Regions from separate parts of the Homo sapiens genome. Here region 1 is linked to region 2. Evidence: read pairs that join two places in POLR2A ChIA-PET (ENCODE). Cell type or tissue: A673. All regions are shown on one strand. Links, peaks and the distances in the headings refer to the core of each region. The heading gives the core; the rest is flanking DNA.

Region 1 (10,163 bases), core at 2,893-7,892, 66 kb after region 2:
CTGGCTGATAGCCACAGTCTATTCCCCTGATCACTGTTGACCACTGTGGCTGGTTTAGAGTGAATAGATGACCTAAGTGGGTCCAGTGAGAATCAACACTGAGATTTTTGGTGGAATTATCAGGAAGGAGGCTTCTCTTTACCACCCAGGTACCTAAGCTAGTAAGATGAATGCATGGAGCTTCTGCGTACCATTTCTGGGACTATGTGAAGAGGGCTTGTCCATAAATGAAACCAATGTGACAAAAAGCAGTGTCAAGGCGCCGGTTTGGCAGTGAGGTGGGGGATGTGGATTTGCACACTCAAAGCCAGCATTTTGAATAGTTACATATATTCCCTGGATTTTTCAATTATGCCAGCAAAAATGAATTATTTCCAGTATGTCTCTGTCATTTGCCTCTGAGAGTAACGGTCACTATTCATTATAATTTCCCAGTAATGAGAAACACTCACTATGTCTTTCAACTGTATTTACTCACATACTCTTTTTTTTAACCATAGATCTTAGCAAAAAGATTAAAAAGTAAATAACAGGGGAGCCCTATCCACTTAGCAATTAAGAATGTGGGTTTGGAGGGCCAGAGAACATGTGAGTCCCTGGTTCTGGCACTGTGTGGCCTTGGGCAAGTGACTCCATCCCTCTGAGCCTTGGTGTCCTTACTGGTATAAGGGATTGTGATAATAGTGTCAGAGAGACCTCTATCACAGCATGGATTCCTGCACACCTCCATGCCTTTTTATTACAGCATAAACTCAAGAGCAACATATGTGGTCTCCTCCATGGGGCAGAAACTAGCACAGGGCCGGGTATGTTAACAACAGAAACAAACCTCATTGAAATTATTTGAATCAATTAAATGAAATACTGCAGACAAAAGGGTTTTATAAGCTCCAAAGTATTCATTATTATCATCTCATAGATGATACAATAGCCCCTCTTTTTTAAAGCAAATGAATTGAATCTGAAGTTCAACCAAGTTCAACAAGAAGCAGGACCCTCAAAGTACTTTGTACAGTTATGTATAATCCTAAAATCTGGCCCCATTGCCTCCCCTCCTCCCCCCGCCTTTTTTTTTTTTTTTTTTTTTTTTTACCTTGAATTCAAACTCATCCTTTAAGAAATGCAGTGCTGGTACTTAAAATGAAATTTTGGCAAGGTAAATGCATTTCTTTATGCAAAAACAAAACAAAACAAAAAAGACTGAGGAGTACATCATTTAAAGCAATAAAAAAGCAATTTATGATCCATCTCAGATTTTCAAATGTAAAATAGGACACAAAAAAAGTCTGCGTACAATACATGTTTCAAGATTTGTTAAAGTCCTGCATGGGAAGGAAATAAGACAAGTAATTCAAAAAAAGAAATCCCTTCAAACATTTTTTGCAAAAGTAAAGTACATACAGACACACACACACAGACACACACTTTATGTAGTATAATCAAAAATGTAATAGTAGCAGACGCTAGACAGAAACTAAAAATCTATGCTAGGCCCAGTAATGAGAAATTTCACTATGTCTTTCAACTGTATTTACTCACACACTCCTTTTTTCCATGGATCTTAGCAAATAAGATTAAAAAGTAAATAATTAGGGGAACTCCATCCACTTAGTAATTAGGAATGTGAGTTTTGAGGGGCAAAGGATATGTGAACCCCTGGTTCTGGCACTGTGTGACCCTGGGCAAGTGACTCCATCTCGCTGAGCCTCAGTTTCCTTATGAGTATCAGGGATTGTGATAACACTGTCCTCACAGGTTGTTGGGATTGGTGAGACAAAGGCACAGAAAGTGGTTACCATAAAGAAGTGATCATTCTTTTAATGATCCTTTTATTTTACATGGTTTAAATTAGCCACCACAAAATCTAAATGATTCCCCCAGCAAGAAGGAAGCTACAACCAGAATACCGGGTTGTTATTCATTGCTGTCCTTCTACTCGTCTCACCTGGATCAAGTTAATTCACCTTCTGTTAAAGGAGTCACTTAGAAACTAGGATCTTTGGGGCTCAGTGCATCCAAGAAACTGGACCTATTTGGAGCAGGCAAATATTTATACTAACGAAACAGGCAGACATCTACTCAAACTCAATGGTGCCACAATTTATCTCAAACTATCTTTTTTTCTGTCAGAGTAGAAACTTGGAAGTAATTTTTGACTTTTTTCTCCCTTTAAATCCCCTCTAGTCAACCTATCATCAATTTCTCTGTTTCTTTAAGATGTCATTCAAATGCAAACAGTCCTTTCTACTGCCATTGCCACGACGGTAGTCCAGTGCCTCATGACCCCAATCCTAGAACGATGCAGTAGGCTCTCAGCTCTCTCAGCTCAGTGCTTTTCAAATCCTGGATGCAGATGACGATCATCCAACTACAGATTCTCAGGCCACCCCAGGCATACCAAGTCAGAATCCTTGGGGGCTAAAAAAATAAGGAAAGAAAGAAAAAAAGGAAGAAAAAGAAACAGGCAGAAATAGGTCCTTGTCTTGGAAGGAACACTGAGCACTGGGTAAAGAGTCTCACCCAGGTCTCATCTCTACCTTTCTGTAAAAAGAAAAAGCCTTCAACAGATGCTGTTTCTTTAGTCACTTCAACCACAGGAAGATGTCAAATTCAGAATGGCATTTTTCACTTATAAGAAAAAGATCTGAAAACCCAAACTTGGAATCTCAAAGAAAGCTTAAGTGGAAAGGACATCTTTCAATAACCAACATCATCATCTTTCCCATGTACTACCATCCCAACAGACAGAGACATCCAGGGAGTCCTGCTCTGTGAAGCACTTTTCAGGAAACAATCAGCTTAAGACATCACCCATCCAATTCACTTTGACTCTGATGAACAGTGTCATCGCTCCTCAGAAAAATGAAACAGGAGTGGCATATAGTCATGATGACAGCCAGCTAACCATTGGTGAGTCTTTCGAGTTTTTTGTTTGTTTGTTTGTTTGTTTTTAAGCATGTCATGCACAGAAAAGGAGACAGCAAAAGTAGGCAGATAGAAACTGCCATGTAACCAGAGGCTTAGGGCAATTGGCAGACAATTCTAAGCCTTCATTCATTCACTCAGCAAGTTTTTTTTGTTCGTTTATTTGTTTGCTTTTGTTTGTGTGTTTTTTGAGACAGAGTTTCACTTTGTTGCCCAGGCTGGAGTCCAGTGGCGTGAACTTGGCTCACTGAAACCTCCGCCTCCCAGGCTCAAGCAATTCTCCTGCCTCAACCTCCCGAGTAGCTGGGATTACAGGTGCCCGCCACCACGCCTAGCTAATTTTTGTATTTTTAGTTGAGATGGGGTTTCTCCATGTTGGCCAGGCTTGTCTTGAACTCCTGACCTCAGATGATCTGCCCGCCTCAGCCTCCCAAAGTGCTGGGATTACACGCATGAGCCACTGCGCCCAACCTCAACAAGTATTTATAAAGTGCAAGGTTCTGTTCTGGGGGCTGAATATAGAGCAGTAAAGATAATACTAGGCAGTGGCAAGTGCTATGAAGGGTATTAAACTACATGGAGCAACAGATATTATAAGAAATTACAAAAGACCCTGAATAGCCAAGTCAATCTTGAGCAAGAACAAAGCTGGAAGCATCATACTTCCTTGCTTCAAGTTATATTACAAAGCTACAGTAATCAGAGAGTATGGTTCTGGGACAAAAACAGACACACAGACAAGCTGGAGGGAGGTGAGCTGGAGGGAGAAGCCTAACAATGTAGGCTGTGCTCTGACACTTACAGCAGACGTCATCCACACGGTGAATAAGTGACCAGGGAGAAAGCCAGGAAAAACTAAGGGAAACAGGCATTGAGGGGCAGGTTTCCTCAAAGGGATGCTACTGTCACTTGAAGTAGGATTGCTTTTCTTGTGTGGGTCTGTCCTGAGCATTGTGGGACATTCAGCAACTCCTGACACCCCACCCCACCCACCTAACATCTGTAGGGTCCCTTCTCTTGGCACTAGAGCAGCCAAAAATGTCCCTGCCCACTTCCCAAAAGGACAGGCAATAACTCCCTGTTCGAGAACCACTGATCAAAAGGGAGAACTAGGATGAAGGCCCTCAGTTAGAAACAAGATTGGACTATTCAAAGAAGAGAGAGAAGGCCAGGGTGCCTGGCATGTAAGGAGTGATGGGGAAAGAGGTAAGAGCTGCGCTGATAGTCATAAATGCTTAGCTGTGGTTTACTAGGTCTCCACACCATCAGCCTAGGAAAACTTCCCGTAGGAGACAGAGGATGAGCAAGGCATAGAAGCTACAGGTATCGGCTGGGCGTGGTAGGTCACGCCTGTAATCCCAGCATTTGGGCAGGCCGAGGAGGGTAGATCATGAGGTCAGGAAATCGAGACCATCCTGGCTAACACGGTGAAACCCCATCTCTACTAAAAATACAAAATACTAGCTGGGCGTGGTGGCACGTGCCTGTAATCCCAGGTACTTGGGAGGCTGAGGCAGGAGAATTGCTTGAACCCAGGAGGCGGAGGTTGCAGTGAGCCGAGATTGCTCCACTGCACACCAGCCTGGGCAACAAAGTGAGACTCCACCAAAAAAAAAAAAAAAAAAAGAAGCTACAGGTATCTACATGGTTTCCTCACAATATCAGGAAATGGGACACAATTACATGAAGTTTTGCTGCCCAGATGCTGCTATTAGCAAAGATGGGAGAAGGGAGAGGGAGGTGGGCAAATTGCCTTGTTTCATTATCCTAAAATGTATACATTGTTTCTTTATTTGTATACTTGTAAGGGGTACAAGTACAGTTGTGTTACATGAATATATTGCATAGTGGTGACTTCTGGGCTTTTGGTGTAACCATTACTCAAGTAATGTACATTGTACCCAGTAAGTAATATCTCACCCCCCTCCCACTCTCCTACCCTTCGAAGCCTCCAATATTTATCATTACACTCTCTATGTCTATGTGCACATATTACTTAGCTCCCACTTATAAGTGAGAAAATGCAGTATTTGACTTTCTGTTTACGAGATGTTTCACTTAAAATCATGGCCTCCAATTTTACTCACATTGCTGTAAAAGATATGCTTGCATTCTTTTTATGGCTGAATAGTATTCCACTGAGTGTGTGTGTGTGTGTTTGTGTGTGGGGGGGGTCACTTAAAACATATACTTTTATTCACATTTTAATCTACATCAAACCAGAACATGTCTCACAAGTATCACCACTGGCCAAGTGTAGTCATGACATACGGTCATCGCCTGAGCATGCACATCAAAATGTGCATCGTAACCAGCAGCATCCACCTCCACCCATGTTCCCATGAAGGACATGATCTCGTACTTTTTTATGGCTGTGTAGTATTCAATGGTGCACATGCACCGCATTTTCTTTATCCAATCTGTTATGAGCTTACCTATATAACAAACCTGCATATGTACCCCCAAATCTAAAATAAAAGTTAAAAAAAAAACCCATCTCTACAAAAATACAAAAATTAGCCAAGCATGATGGCAGGTGCCTGTACTCCCAGCTACTCGGGAGGCTAAAGCAGAAGAATCCCTTGAACCCAGGAAGTGGAGGTTGCAGTGAGCCGAGATCACGCCACTGCACTCCAGCCTGGGCGACAGTGTGAGACTCCATCCCCAAAAAAAAATAAAAAGAAAAGAAAAACCAGCAGCATCATGGAAGAAAATCCTAGGGACAATAACCCAACACTCTTTAGAAACTCTGCAAGAGATTTGATGGAACAATGAATGATAGTATGGGGAGGGGAGGAGGACACTGGGAACTGGAGGTGATTTAGAAGGATCAGACTTTGAATAGGAAATCTTTGGAATACTGGAACCAATTTATTTTTTCTGATAATTGAATACACAAGAGTGATAGAAGATAAATGTCTTAGTATAAGGATGTTCTTTCCATGAAAATAAAATGTTAAAGCTCTAAATGTAAATGTATTGTCATGCTTTAATTAGCAATGTTTTATTCTTAGGGATCACATGAATAAGAGTGCATCTTACAGATTCGAGGAAATCTGAGAACATTTACAGAGCATCCAGTGAGTGCCAAGAATTTTATATGTGCCATATAGCACGTAATCTTCACAGTCACACTCTCAAAATCCATATTATAAACTCCACCTCACAGATGTTAATAAGTGACTTCATATGGCAAGGTTTGTTTTCTCGCTTCAAATGAACCACATCCAGTAGGTAAAGGCCAAAGCCACACTGCAGAGACATGATGACAAAGGGTGGTCATAGCCTCAAAAACATGTTCTTCCAACGTCGTTATGAATGCCATTCCAATTAACTTCCCCACTATTCCCTGGAAAAATATCCTTTGACCTCTGCTCAGACAACGTGGGAAGCCCTGTTTTGAAGCAAATCTGTGGTATGAGGAGATGAAAACCTAGCCTAGGACAGATGCACTGACAGAGTGGGATTCTTGAGAAGTATTGCAAAGTTAGGTAGAACTTGGTGATCAAGTAAATTACAACTGTTACAAGATAATAAACAAAGAATTTGATCCCCCAGACCCTCTCTGCATATCTTTTTTCTTCTGTCTTCTGGTAATTAGTGCCTCAATTTTCCTTTAGGGGACAGCTCTTCCTCCTCCAGTTCTGCATTGTCTGAGGCAGGCTGATGCCACCCCCTAGCTCCAGGTCTATGTCATTAGGCTCACAGTGGTAGGCTCAGGGATGAGTATGTAACTGAATCTGGGCCAGTGAAAGTCAGCCTTAAAACTTTTGCTGAAACTGTTTGGAAAGCAGCATTCCCTTTCCTCTGCTGTGGCTGAGCCATTTAAAAGTATACCTGGGCTGGGCATGGTGGCTCATACCCGTAATCCCCAGCACTTAGGGAGGCCACGGCAGGAGGACTGCTTGAGACCAAGAGTTCGAGACCAGACTGGGCAACACAGTGAAACCCCATCTCTACAAAACAACTTTTAAAATGGGCCCGTTGTGGTAGTGCACACCTGCAGTCCCAGCTACTCAGGAGGCTGAGAGTGGAGGGTTGCTTAAGCCCAGGAGTTCAAGGCTGCAGTAAGCCATGATTGCACCACTGCACTCTAGCCTGGGTGACAAATAAAGATCCCCATCTCAAATAAAAAAAAAAAAGAAAAAGTACACATGAGAACAGAGTCAACACAGAGCAGAGCAAAGAATTGGAAAGAGACAGATCCCTGATGATTTGAGTCTCTGGATCCAGTTTTGCCTGAAGCTTCTGGATGATGCTAGAATTTTTAGTTAGCTGAACATATAAATTATTGCAAGGGGAAGCATGATGTCAGAGTCCTGACTTACATGACACTGTGTACTACTATATCTTACAGTGCTCACTGCCTACACATTCAGGCAGGTAGACATGTTGGCCTCTTACCCAAGGGTTGAAGGCAGTATTTTCTGTTAGAGAGCAAGGGGCTGGTTGTCAAACCCTTCAAGGCACAGACATCTGAAGTGTGCTCCCAAGGAGTCAGTTCCTTGACCAAGAGTTTTCTAAACTAAAGTCAGCTTCAGAATCCACAAAACACACTCCTTTGTAGAGAACATTCCAGGGTGGGTGAGCTGACTCACAGCCTGGCACAGGTGTCCCCAGGAGGAATGATGTGGGAAGCACCAGAAAACTCCCCTGGGCCAGTGTAGGCTTTGGTCGCCCCAGCATCCCAAAATAAATCCTGAAATCCCCACCATCAGGTGACTCCTTAGGCTTCTAGCACTCCCTCTTTCTCTCTCAAAGGCTTCTGTTGGAATACATCTGTGTCACACAAAGGGGCACCTGAACTCACCAGCTCATCTTCATATCACCCAGCTCATTACATGAGCTGACAGCTTCCTAGGGAAATCACACATGCCTGGGACTGTTTGCATGATTGTGGCCAGAATGTTCCACTACACTGTAAATTCCATAAAAGGGAGGAATTACATCTTTCTGAGCTCCATCATACCCCAGCACCTCACAGAGTGCCCGGAAATCCACAATAAATATTTATTGGATGAATGATTTATGGTAGACAACCCTGGAGGTGGGAGTTAGGAGGACTAATTGCTGGTCCTAGCTCTGCCCAAGTCTACACACTCACATTCACGCAATGCCTCTCTGGGAGCCTGGGCCCTCTTCCCAGAAATATGAGGAGGTGGACCCCTGAAATTTAAGATCCAAGCTGGAAGACCTGTACAGATGGATGCGTTTGGCACATTCTGCGATTTTTACATACTTGTGGCAATGTAAAGAGTTGGGAAATTTCATATAAAAATTCAGATTTCTGGCTTTTCTTGAAAAATGGATGTTCTGGCAAAACTGAACCCATATTGCACACATAGCCAGAAAAGAGAAGCACACCTAGTATATGTCGCTACAATGTGTTTTTGTTTTGTTTTGTTTTGTTTTTTTGAGACGGAGTCTCGCTCTGTCACCCAGGCTGGAGTGCAATGGCGCAATCTCGGCTCACTGCAACCTCTGCCTCCAGGGTTCAAGCGATTCTTCTGCCTCAGCCTCCCAAGTAGCTGGGACTACAGGTGCATGCCACCACTCCCAACTAATTTTTGTATTTTTAGTAGAGACAGGGTTTCATCATATTGGTCAGGTTGGTCTCGAACTCCTGACCTCGTGATCTGCCTGCTTCTGCCTCCCAAAGTGTTGAGATTACAGGCGTGAGCCACTGCGTCCGGCACCCAATGTGTCTTTGAGCTGAAAGAATCCAGCCTAACTCACACCCCATCTGCTGCACTCACCTGTTAACTAATATCCCCTAATTCCACACCATTTTTCAGACAGGAAAGTTGAGATCCAGAGATAGCAAGTGATGCGTTTCCCCCCGCCCCCCAGATTCATACAGCAAATTTGGGACAGGGCAGGGGACAGGACAGAATCCAAGCAAATTTGGGACAGGACAGAATCCCAGCCTCCTTGTGTTCAAGCCCATGGTCTTCTCTGCACCATGATTTTTAATCCTGCAACCTGTACTGGGTTTAAACTCTCATGTTCCTTCCTTCTGAACCAAGATAATTGAGTCATTTTACAGAGTCTCACTCACTACCTTGTAAAACATGATGCCTCATGACGGGGCTAGATGCTCAGGTGAATGTGGCCACAGACCTGAATACAGAGGAACGTCCAGTGTGGGCTTGTGCACAGGGACCTACCAGCAAACAGAGGACTTTCAGTGAACCTGTTATCCTCCACCAAGATGCTCACAAGTGGAGACTAACAAATCCAGTTAGCCCAGCAGGGAAATAAAGAATCAAGATTATTCCGATAAATAATAACCAAAGATAGAAAAAGCGTGTCTCACGTCACCAATTTCTTGGCACATAAAACAAAATAAGATGCATGTGTTTGCATCTTGATAATCTCTAAAATACATTTTCCCATGTCTGCATTTCTCTGCATCCCAGAGGAAGAGAAAGCCTAGGTATAACGTTCTAGAAAGTCCCTACATTAGATGGACCTCAGAGATGGTCTTCTTTGGAAGGCACCTCCAACCCATAAATCTGCAGGGTAGGTAGAGAGATCCTGAGTGTGTTGTTTTTATTATTACTACTAATGATGAAGACAGACGTTGCCATTTTATTGATGTGTAGCAGGGCTAGGCACAGGGCTATAAGCCTGATATGTTTCATCTTGCTCATCAGCACAGCAATACTAAGAAGGAGGAACTATTGCGACCGATTGGGCGACATGTCCGAAGTCCCACAGCTAGGAAGTAGCAGGGAGAAAGAAACCGACAATGAAGACACAGGGCTTCCGATAATCCATGCTATACTGCCTCCTTCCAGAAATTTAACTGGTTCCATCCAAGTTATGGAATGCTTTTTTATGATTGTTGTTGCTGTTAAATCAGTCAAGACTGCATGATAAGATGATTGCAGCCATCTTATTTGATACTCCTTTTTTTTGATACTCCTTTAGGGTATCAAGAGCTCCACAGACTCTGACCATTCATTGTGGCACCCAGAACACCAGCTGAAGGTGACGGGGTGTCACTGTGAAAAGCTGGAAAAGAAAAAGCTTGTTGCTCTACAGAGCTTGTTAGCATGAAAATAATCATGCATTTCTTATTGTTTGGTGGTAGAGCTACAGAGGTCAGCCTCGGAGATGGCATATCAACGTGGCTCACCAAATGAGCCAGTCAAGATGGGAATATCAATTTATTTTTGCAAGCACGTGTCAACGTAATTCCTACAATGTAAAAAGGTAGCTGGTCTAAACTGCCG
Region 2 (10,163 bases), core at 2,657-7,656:
AAGGCACAGGCCCTAGAATGTTTAAAACAATCTTGAAAAAGAAAAATAAAAGGAGAGTAATCCATTCACTTTAAGGCCTACTATATAGCCACAGTAATAAGGATAGTGTGGTATCAGTAGAAGGATAAACACATAAATCAGTGGAAGAGAAAACATAAGCTAGAAATACACCCACACAAATTTTTGACAAAAGTATCAAAACAGCACAAAAAAAGAAACACAGCCTTTTAAATAAATCATGTTTGGGCAATTAGACAATTTGCATAGGCAAAATACAAACACAGACTTAAACCTCAAACCTTAGAGGAAAGTTAACTCAAAAATGGATTGTGCACTTAAATGTAAAACATAAAATTATAACACTTTTAGAATAAAAATAGATGAAAGTCTTTGGGATCCAGGCTAGGCAAAGAATTCTTAGACTTGACACCAAAAGCATGATCCATAAAATAAAATTTTGGTAACTGTAATTTCATCAAAATTAAAAACTTTTGCTGTGTGAGAGATCCTAATAAGAGCATAAAAAGACAAGCTCCAGACTAGAAGAAAATATCTACAAATCACACATCTGAAAAAGGATTGGTATCTAGAATAAAGAACTCTCAAAACTCAATATTAAAAATCAAACAATCCAAATAGAAAATATACGCAAGACATGAACACACCAAAGAAAATGGAAAATAAGCACATGACGAGATGTTCAACCGCATTAGCCATTAGAAAAATGCAAATTAAAATCACAATGAGATACCACTACTCACCTATTTAAATGGTTAATATTAAAAATAATGACAACTCCAATACTGGCAAGACTGCAGAGAACCTGGATCACTCAGACATTGCTAGCGGAAATGTAAAATGGTACCACCATTCTGGAAATGTTTGACATTTTCTTAGAAAACTAAACATGGAAACCCACCAACTGCGCTCTTGGGCATTTATTCTAGAAAAAACATAGAAATTTATGTTTACCTAAAAAATTGTAAATAAAGTTTCACAGCAGCCTTATTTCTAATACAGCTGGAAACAGCTCAGAAGTCTTTCAACAGATGAATGTTTAAACAAATTGGGCTACATCAATATTATGGAATACCACTTAGTAATAAAAAGAAGTAACTGCTGATACATACAACAACTTGAATGTATCACCAGGGAATCATGTTGAATAAAAAAAAGTCAGAGTCCAGAGGTTTCATATCTTATGGTACCATTTACATAATGTTTTTGCAATGGCAAAATTATAGAAATTGAAAATAGATTCATAGTTGCCAGGGATTAGACTGAGGTGGAGAGTGTTGGGGAAGAAGGGGTGTGGCTATAAAAAGGCAACCAGAGGCCGGGCGTGGTGGCTCACGCCTGTAATCCCAGCACTTTGGAAGGCCAAGGTGGGTGGATCACCTGAGGTCAGGAGTTCGAGACCAGCCCAGTCAACATGGCGAAACTCCGTCTCTACTAAAAATATAAAAAATTAGCCAGGCATGGTAGCAGGCGCCTGTAATCCCAGCTACTCAGGAGGCTGGGGCAGGAGAATTGCTTGTACCTGGGAAGTCGAGGTTGCAATGAGTCGAGACTGCACCATTGCACTCCAGCCTGAGCAACAAGAGTGAAACTCCCTCTCAAAACAAAACAAAAAAGGCAACAAAAGGGGTCCCTGTGGTAATGGAAAGTTTTGTGTCTTGACCGTGGTGATGGATTCATGAACCTATGCATGTGAGAAAACTGCACAGAACTAAATATTCATGCACACACACGCACCCATATGCACACATATGCATGCATATGAACACACACACAAATGAGTACAAGTACAACTGGAAACATCTCAATAAAATTGGTGGATTTTATCTATGCCAATATCCTGATTTTGACATTAAGCTATAGTTGTGCAATATGTTACCATTAGGGAAAAACTGCATGAGGAATGTATGCTATCTCTCCACATTATTTCTTACCACTGTATGTGAACTTGCAACTATTTCAAAATAAAAAGTTCAATTAAAAAAAATGAGCAAAAGAAGACTCCACACTAGAAAATATGATAGCAGCTGGAGAAGACAAACACTTTAAATAAATATAAAATGGATTGTGTTCACTATCACAGTACAAGTGCACACGGTTGGCACAGGGATTTGGTGGATGTAACTCCCACTTCTCCCTGGACTGTCTGGGAGAGCATGGGGAATGGCCACTGAGCTGGCACTTCATGAGTAGGGGACTTGAGGAAAATGGAGGCACGAGGATTGGACTAATGTCCTGCCCCCACGTAGACACATACACACACACACACGCTTGCACTCACATACACAGATGAATTGACCAGAGAAAAATCAAAATGGCAAACCTTTGTGCCTGTGCTGAATTAACAAAAGAGTGCCATCTACTTACCAATACTCTGAGAGATGTAGGCAATGTGCACTGCAGAGGTAAGTATTTGGAAGTAAATTACCATGGGCACACTATTCACAATAGCAAAGACATGGAATCAATCCAAATGCCCATCAATAACAGACTAGATAAAGAAAACATGGTACACATACACCATGAAATACTATGTAGCCATAAAAAGGAATGAAATAATGTCCTATGCAGGGACATGGATGGAGCTGGAAGCCATTATCCTCAGCAAACTAACGCAGGAACAGAAAACCAAACACTGTTATGTTCTCACTTATAAGTGGGAGCTGAACAATGAGAACACATGGACACAGAAAGGGGAAAAACACACAATGGGGCCCGTCGGGGAGTGGGGTCCTGAGGGGAGGGAGCATTAGGAAAAATAGCTAATGCAAGCTGGACCTAGGTCTTCGGTTGATAGGTGCAGCAAACCACCATGGCACACGTTTACCTGTGTAACAAACCTGCACACCCTGCACATGTACCCCAGAACTTAAAATTAAAATAAAAAATTTTTAAAAAGAAGTAATTTGAGGCAAATTGAACAGAATCCCATAAGGATCTTCTTAGAGACACAAAGATAGGAGTCCGGGGTCAGGCACAGCCCAGCTCAGTAGCCAGCACATCAAGGAAGAGGACTGATTCAGTCATCCCACCGTGAAAGTTGCCGATACCAGGGTGAAATCACTTTTTGTCAGAACCAATCAAATTAGAGGCGGGAAATCATGAAGTGGGAGAGCTCATGTTCGCATGTCTGAGATAAAGACTGTCTCAAGGACTTTCTAATATAATCCCACAAGAAATTCCTTCTTTAGGACTGCAGTAATTCAGATAAGATGCCTTCGAAAGAATACCTGCCCAGTAACGGCATCTCCACCAATGAACTGATGCCAGCTATGGCTTTCAGTCTCCAAAATCAATGAATTCTGTTTCTAAGCAGCTTATGTGAACTTCTCCTTTTGCCAATAAAAGCTTCCCTTTGTCCTCCCCTCCTCAAGTGTATCTGTGGCTTGCTACAGCCGTGCATCTGGGATTATAATCCTTTTTTACTGGTGAATAAATTTATCATATTAGGAGATATTTTCCTCTGAAAATTTTTTAGGTTGACACCACTCATCCAAGCAATCAACCAAACAGACACAAGCTCTGGGGTCTTAACACACTTGGAGGAGAAGATGATGGAACTGCTTTGGTCCCAAGCCCCTGTGTACCCCACCTGAGGTTGGGGTACCCTTGACCTGCTGATGCCAACCTAGATCAACCTCCTCTTCAGCTTGAGAAAATACTGTAATAACAGTAATAGACAATAATAGTAACTAAGCAATTATTAAGTGTTAATATTAAGTGTTAGCCAATGGGTTAAGCCCTTTAAACACATTATCTCGTTTCATCATACAATAGTCTTACAAGGTCTGAGATAAGGCTCCCAATGGCCTAAGGGAGGACAGGATAAAACCCTAGAAAAAAATGTTGTGCGGTTTTGGGGGGCAAATAACAAGCTAGTATATGACATCCAAGGATAAATTTAAAGAACAAACACCACCTCCATCACCACAAGAGGCCTAGGAAAAGAACTTGTAACTTTGAAAAAGGATTTAAACATAACATACAACAAGCAGAGGAGGATCATATTTTCAAGCAGAATTGCTCAGGAAATTTTAGATACCATCTGCTTTCCACTCTCAAGGAAATCATAGAAAACACAGACTTTGTAAAATAAGAAGAAATAATGAGGCAATTTGCTGAATGGGGAAAGGGAAACCTGATGGAGTTAAGGAATTAATTCAAGGAAACGAAGAATGACTTATGGGATTAAAACATTAAAGGTGGTGAAGAGCTGAATTGACAATACGGGAAATTTCATCACCTCGTTGAGCAAAACAAATTTGCAGAGCTCTTTCTGGATGCAGAAGAAAAATGAAAAAGGTTAAAATTATTTAGAAATTGCTGTTATCGTGGTTTCTATAGATGATATGTTGATAATGCTCCTAGAAATTACAAACTAGAAATCCTGAAATATAAAATATATTCATATTAACATGACTACACCTAGCACTATCACATCGAATTCTCACGTCTTATCTATGAGGAAGATATCATTTTATACTAATTCTAAAGATGATGAAACTGAGGGCTAGAAAAGGTAGTAACCTACTCAGAGTTTTCAAGTCTGTGATAACCTCAGGGGACAGAGTTGGAATTTACACCCAGAATTTATACCCAGAGGCTACTGGACTCTGGAGGTGAGGAGGAGAGGGAAGGAGAGGGGGAGGGGGAACCAAAATATGAAAAATGAAAGGACTCACTGATTACCTAAGAAAGGGAAAATAAAGCACTTCTAGACACACATTGTGATTTTTAGTTCTACCAAGGAACAGGGGTGCTGATCACAAACCAAGAAGCAGAGACTGAACTGGTCCCTATCTCCTGCATCTCTGCTGCAATGGATGTCAGAAACAATGAAACAAAGCATGTCCTTTTGATGAAAAACAGTTGTAACCCAGGAATTTAATATTTGAACAAGTGGAAACTCCTTTATGAAAGTCAGAAAAAAATTCTCTGACACAAAGAGAACCAAAGATAGGAAGTCTTCATTTACTTCTCATGAAAAACTAAAAAGTCTACAAGAAAAACTCAGTAAAATAAGGCATGAATTTAAAAATAATAATTTGGGAAAAAACTTCATTTTGGGGGAAGACAAGTCACAAAAACACCAAAGCATCATGAGAGGTGAGTGCTGAAAACATTACATCTTCTATTCTCCTGGCTCCAGTGCTCAGATCAACGAACAACAAAGAAAAGAACAAGTGCTCAAGAAATGTCTGCTCCACCATGTTTATGAATGATGAGACAGGGAGGAATTCTCACTAAAGTCAAGAGCAAGAAAAGAAAATTGTCTCAGTTTTTATTTAACATCATTCCGGAAATTATAGGGAATGTGAAAACACAAGATGAAGTAATACCATACAAATATTGAGAAGGAAGAGACAGATGTATCGTTATTTGTGGATCACACAACAACACTCAGAAATCCAAGAGAGGCCACTGCAAACTTATTACAATTACAATCATTCAATAGTGTGTACAGGCACTCTCTCTCTCTACATATATATATATGTGAGAAAAGAGACAGAAAAAGAGAAATACATATACATAAAACTATATAGATGAGAAGAGAGGCAGAGAAAGAGAAATATATATGTATATAAAACTATATATATGAGAAAAGAAACAGAGAAAGAAATATATACACACACACACACACACACACACACACACACACACATATATAACTTAAAAGCTACTACCTTCCTTATAAGGCAATAATATCCAACTAAAAATATAATACGTAATTATCACATTCACACTAGCAACAAAAGTGTAAGACACCTTGAAATAACTTCAGAGAAAAAAATACACGCAACCCAGATGGAAACGATTTACAACATTTTGATGGAGGATATAAACATAACGAATACATTGCTAAACAAGCCATGTCCCTAGATGGGACAACTCAATACTGTATTGATTTTAAGTCCTTAAACAGTAATCTACAAATGTAATATTATTAAATAAAATTCTACAGTGATTTCATTCAGAACTTGACAACATGATTCCAAAATTAATCTGCAAGTATAAGCAGATCAAAATAGCCCAAAATATATTGAAAAAGAATGACAAGGAAGGAGAGACTGCAGTATTAAAGAATAAACTATAACAGAAGGGAACAGTAAAAAATTGTTGTATTTGCCGCTGTATACTGAAACCATAACAGAGGTAGATCAACAGAATATAATAAAAAGGAAAGAAAACAGACCCCAATATATAAGCATTTAGTGAGCCCAGAAATGGATATTTCAGATATGTAGGAAAAGAATAACATTCAATAAACAAATTTAGATAAAAGGTTTGAACTGCACCTCAGTTCTTTCACCAATGTAATACGTAAATGAATAAAAATTCTAAAGTTGAAAAATTTATAAAATTCTGTTTACAGAGTTAAATCTAAATAAACATTCCTAGCATCCTTCCCTGTTTGTTTTTCTCCACAGCACTCATCAGCTTCTAAAATATCATATCAATTTTTAATATGTTATTTGCTGTCTGTCTCATGTTGTTTGCTGTCTGTCCCTTCACATTAGAGTGTAAGATCCATGAAGACAGAATTTTTAACTGCTCGTCCCCAGTGTCTAGGATGCCTTCTAATACATATTAGCTAAGCAAAAAAAAAAAAAGAAAATATTTGCGTAAGTGAATAAATGAACACGATCAGATTGCAAAACATTTATTTAAGTATAAAATCCAAGAGGAGAGTATGAAGAAACAAAAATATATACATAAAATATAAAGGAAATTAAATTTTTGTCTACATCAAAAAAAGCAACAAAATTATATGATAGGTTGTAAAAATATTTGTAACCTATATTGTAAGAGGCTGAATATTTATGATTAAATAAATAGCCTTTATAAAACGATTAGAATGAAAAATGGACAAAGACGATGTCCCAAAGAAAAACGTTAAGGGCGAGTAAGCATTTAAAATGTGTAACATCACAGATACCAAAAGAATTAAACTAAATAAAAGTGAAACATAATTCATCTCCTCACTAACTGGCAAAGTCTCACCAGACCTTATCTTCCTCCAGGGTATGAGAAAACAGGAACTCTTAACACCCAGCAAACAGCAAGTAGTTATTTTAGTCCAATCTTTCTAGAGAACATTAAAATGTGTCCAAATTGTATTTGTCAATGCATGTTTACCAGAAATTCCACTTCTAAGAAGCTGCCTCACAGAAAGACTTGCACAAGTACACAGACATACAGGAGCAAGAATGTTTTGATGCACTGCTATCATAATAATATTAAAAACTGCAAGCAACTTACACATCTATGATAATAAATTAGGGTACACCAACACAATGGAATGTCATGCACTATGTTGCATACCAGCATAGGTCAGAACTTCATGAAATACTACCCACGATAAATTAAGCAAAAGATGCCAAAGTTACCAGGCAGCATGAGTATCCTGTCTGTGTGCGTATATAACAGTGGTCCTCCAAATGAATCCCCCAGACCAGCGGCATCAACATTACCTGGGAGCTTGTCAGAAATGCAAATTTTCAGGCCTCACCCCAACCCTACTGAATCATAAACTTCATTATAGGACCTAGCAATCTGTTTTCACAAGCCATCTGTCTTAGTCTGTTCACGCGGCTGTAACAAAATACCTTGGATTGGGTGATTTATAAATAATAGAAAGGTATTTTTTGCAGTTCTGAAAGCTGGGAAGTCCAAGATCAAGGTGCCAGCAAATTCAATGTCTGGTGAGGGCTCATTTTCTGCTTTGAGGACAGTATTTCTTGCTCCATCCTCAAAAGGCAGAAGAGGCAATCAGCAACTTTGCACCCCTCCTATAAGGTCACTAATACCATTCATGAGGGCTCTGCCCTCATCACTTAATCACCTCCTAAAGGCCCCACCTCTTCACATGATCACACTGAAGATCAAGTTTCAACATATGAATTTTAGAGGAACCCATTTAGACAACAGCATCATCTAAGAGATTCTCATGCACACTAACTCTGAGAACCACTGCCAAATCTTAAAAAAAAGACACTAAATTGTTTATAATCATGGTCTTAGGGTAGCGTTTCAGAGGAAAACTCATTTTCTGCTTTATATACTTCTGTATTCCAACTGCCATGTATTGTATTTGAAGTTAATAACAAAGAAAAAAGTAGATATATTTCCATCAGAGAGAGAAAGAGGTGGGAGAGAAAGTAGGGGGAAGGGAGAGAGAAAAAGAGAGAGGGGGAGAGAAAAAGAGACAGAGAAAAAGAAAAAGGGAAAGAAGAAAAGTGTTACCAGCTAACAGAAAAATAGACAAGATATTTAAGTGGGTGATTCCACTCCCATAAATAGGCCAAAATTGCTCAATAATGGTAGGTTTCAAACATTCTATTCAACTAAGGTTAAAAGAAACTTACATTAAAATTTGACAACTATTTCTACTTATCAAATAAACAGCATTAAGAAAAATAATAAAACCAATGGAGTCAATGATCTAGGGGACACTCAGAGGAAGGCAGGAAGGCAGGAAGGCAGGAAGGAAGGAAGGCAGGAAGGAAGGAAGGAAGGAAGGAAGGCAGGAAGGCAAGAAGGAAGGAAGGAAGGAAGGAGAGGGAGAGAAACAAAAATATAGCTGTCAGATCATGTGTAGTGGTGCACACATGGAATTCCAGCTATGCGGAAGGATCACTTGAGCCCAGAGGTTCAAGGCTGTGCTATGACCATGCTTCTGAATAGCCATGCACTCTAGCCTGACCAACATAGTGAGATACCCATTTCTAAAAAAATGGATAGATAGATAGATGGGTAGATACATAGATAGATAGACAGACAGACAGAACTATCAACATTAAGCACTTAATACACGGCAGGCAGAATTCTAAGAACTTTATAAAAAATAATTCACTTAGCCCTAACAACCATGTAGAAAAGTGAAATTACCATTTTACAGATGAGGAAACATGTGAGAGTCTCAATCATATGCCCAAGACCACCAAAGTAGTGAGTAGTGAGGCCAGCTTGTGATCCCATGTCTATGTCTCCAGAGTTCACATTGGTAATAACTGTGCTGAGAGCAGCAGGTATAATATGATATCATTTAAATTGTTGATGATGGTTCACAGAGAAAAGGCTGAAAGGTTAGACACTGAAACATTAACAACTGGGTCATAAAATTAAAGGTAATTTAAATTTTGTTTTCATTTATGTCTGTAATTTCTCTTATCTCTGAAGATTATATATTACTTGGGCAATGTGATAAATATTTAATTGGGGACTTTTTGTTCTATTAATAAAAATGAATAAGAACTCACTAAGAGGACAAGCTCTACAAAATCCAACCAGCAGAGAAAGAACCTTTGAAAGGCATAGAGTTTTGAAAAAACATGGTACTTCAAGGTAACAATGGGAATTTGAATGTGGGTGGCATGGAAATCACTTACAACACCTCCATCCACTTCCAGACTGCAGCTGTCAACCAAAAAATAAACACGTGAAGGCTCAGAAAAATTTTAGCTCAAACTTCCAGTCTGTTAATGAAAATGAACAAGCGCCTTTTCCTCACTGAAGAGACTTTGACAACCGGGGTATTCAAGTAGCACAGCCATTCTTGCTGCTTATATACCAACAAGAAAACTGGACTTGGATCCATTAAGGAAGTCTTTATTTGCCCATTAGAGAGAACATGTAACGTCTATGCTTCACTGCCAACAATGGTAACCCAATGTCCAGGGAGGTGCTGGAAGGACAAACTCATGGCTGGAACAGGCAGACGGGCATGTCTGATGAATCAAGGTCTTTAGATGGGAATATGTCATACTGGGACTACAGGCTCCAGGGGAGGATTAGAGACAAGCATCTAAAGAATGAGGGTGCCGTGAAGCCCCACATGATTTAATGCTCCCAACTGCCAGTGCTTAAAATTCCGATTTTTCTCCTGCCTTACTACCCTAGGGCATCCTATCCCTTTCCTTGTGGATGAACTTGTCCTTGTGCTAGATTTTATTATTGTTCAAAATATTCACTGTGGAGGGACTGTTTTCCACCACCCCATTAGCATCAGAATGGTCCATGTGGCTTTCTTTAGCCAATGAAATAAAAATGAAACTTGCAAGTACACATTTCTAATTGGAAGCTTTAAGAGTCATTGTATGATTGCCATATTCAGCTATGCTCTCTTTTCTGTCATAAAATCATTA

Evidence for each region. ChIA-PET counts read pairs that join two places held together with the same protein. Peaks named below come from ENCODE experiments on the same cell type or tissue, not always from the same donor. Only the 100,000 strongest peaks of a DNase experiment are listed, where the experiment ranks them.
Region 1: POLR2A ChIA-PET joins it to region 2 with 6 read pairs; 1 of 35 experiments calls an interaction of 5 or more read pairs at or near these places.

What each region holds. Positions count from the first base shown.
Region 1 is chr16:25,732,294-25,742,456 of GRCh38, reverse strand. The region is part of intron 1 of HS3ST4 (heparan sulfate-glucosamine 3-sulfotransferase 4); the gene reads right to left. Among named protein-coding and RNA genes, the nearest start is that of HS3ST4, 45 kb to the right of the region's middle. In A673, for the core only: a CTCF peak has its summit at 6,587; no DNase peak of the experiment used is centred there; H3K27ac peaks cover 602 bases.
Region 2 is chr16:25,798,445-25,808,607 of GRCh38, reverse strand. All of the region lies in intron 1 of HS3ST4 (heparan sulfate-glucosamine 3-sulfotransferase 4), which reads right to left. Among named protein-coding and RNA genes, the nearest start is that of HS3ST4, 110 kb to the right of the region's middle. In A673, for the core only: no CTCF peak of the experiment used is centred there; no DNase peak of the experiment used is centred there; H3K27ac peaks cover 4,180 bases.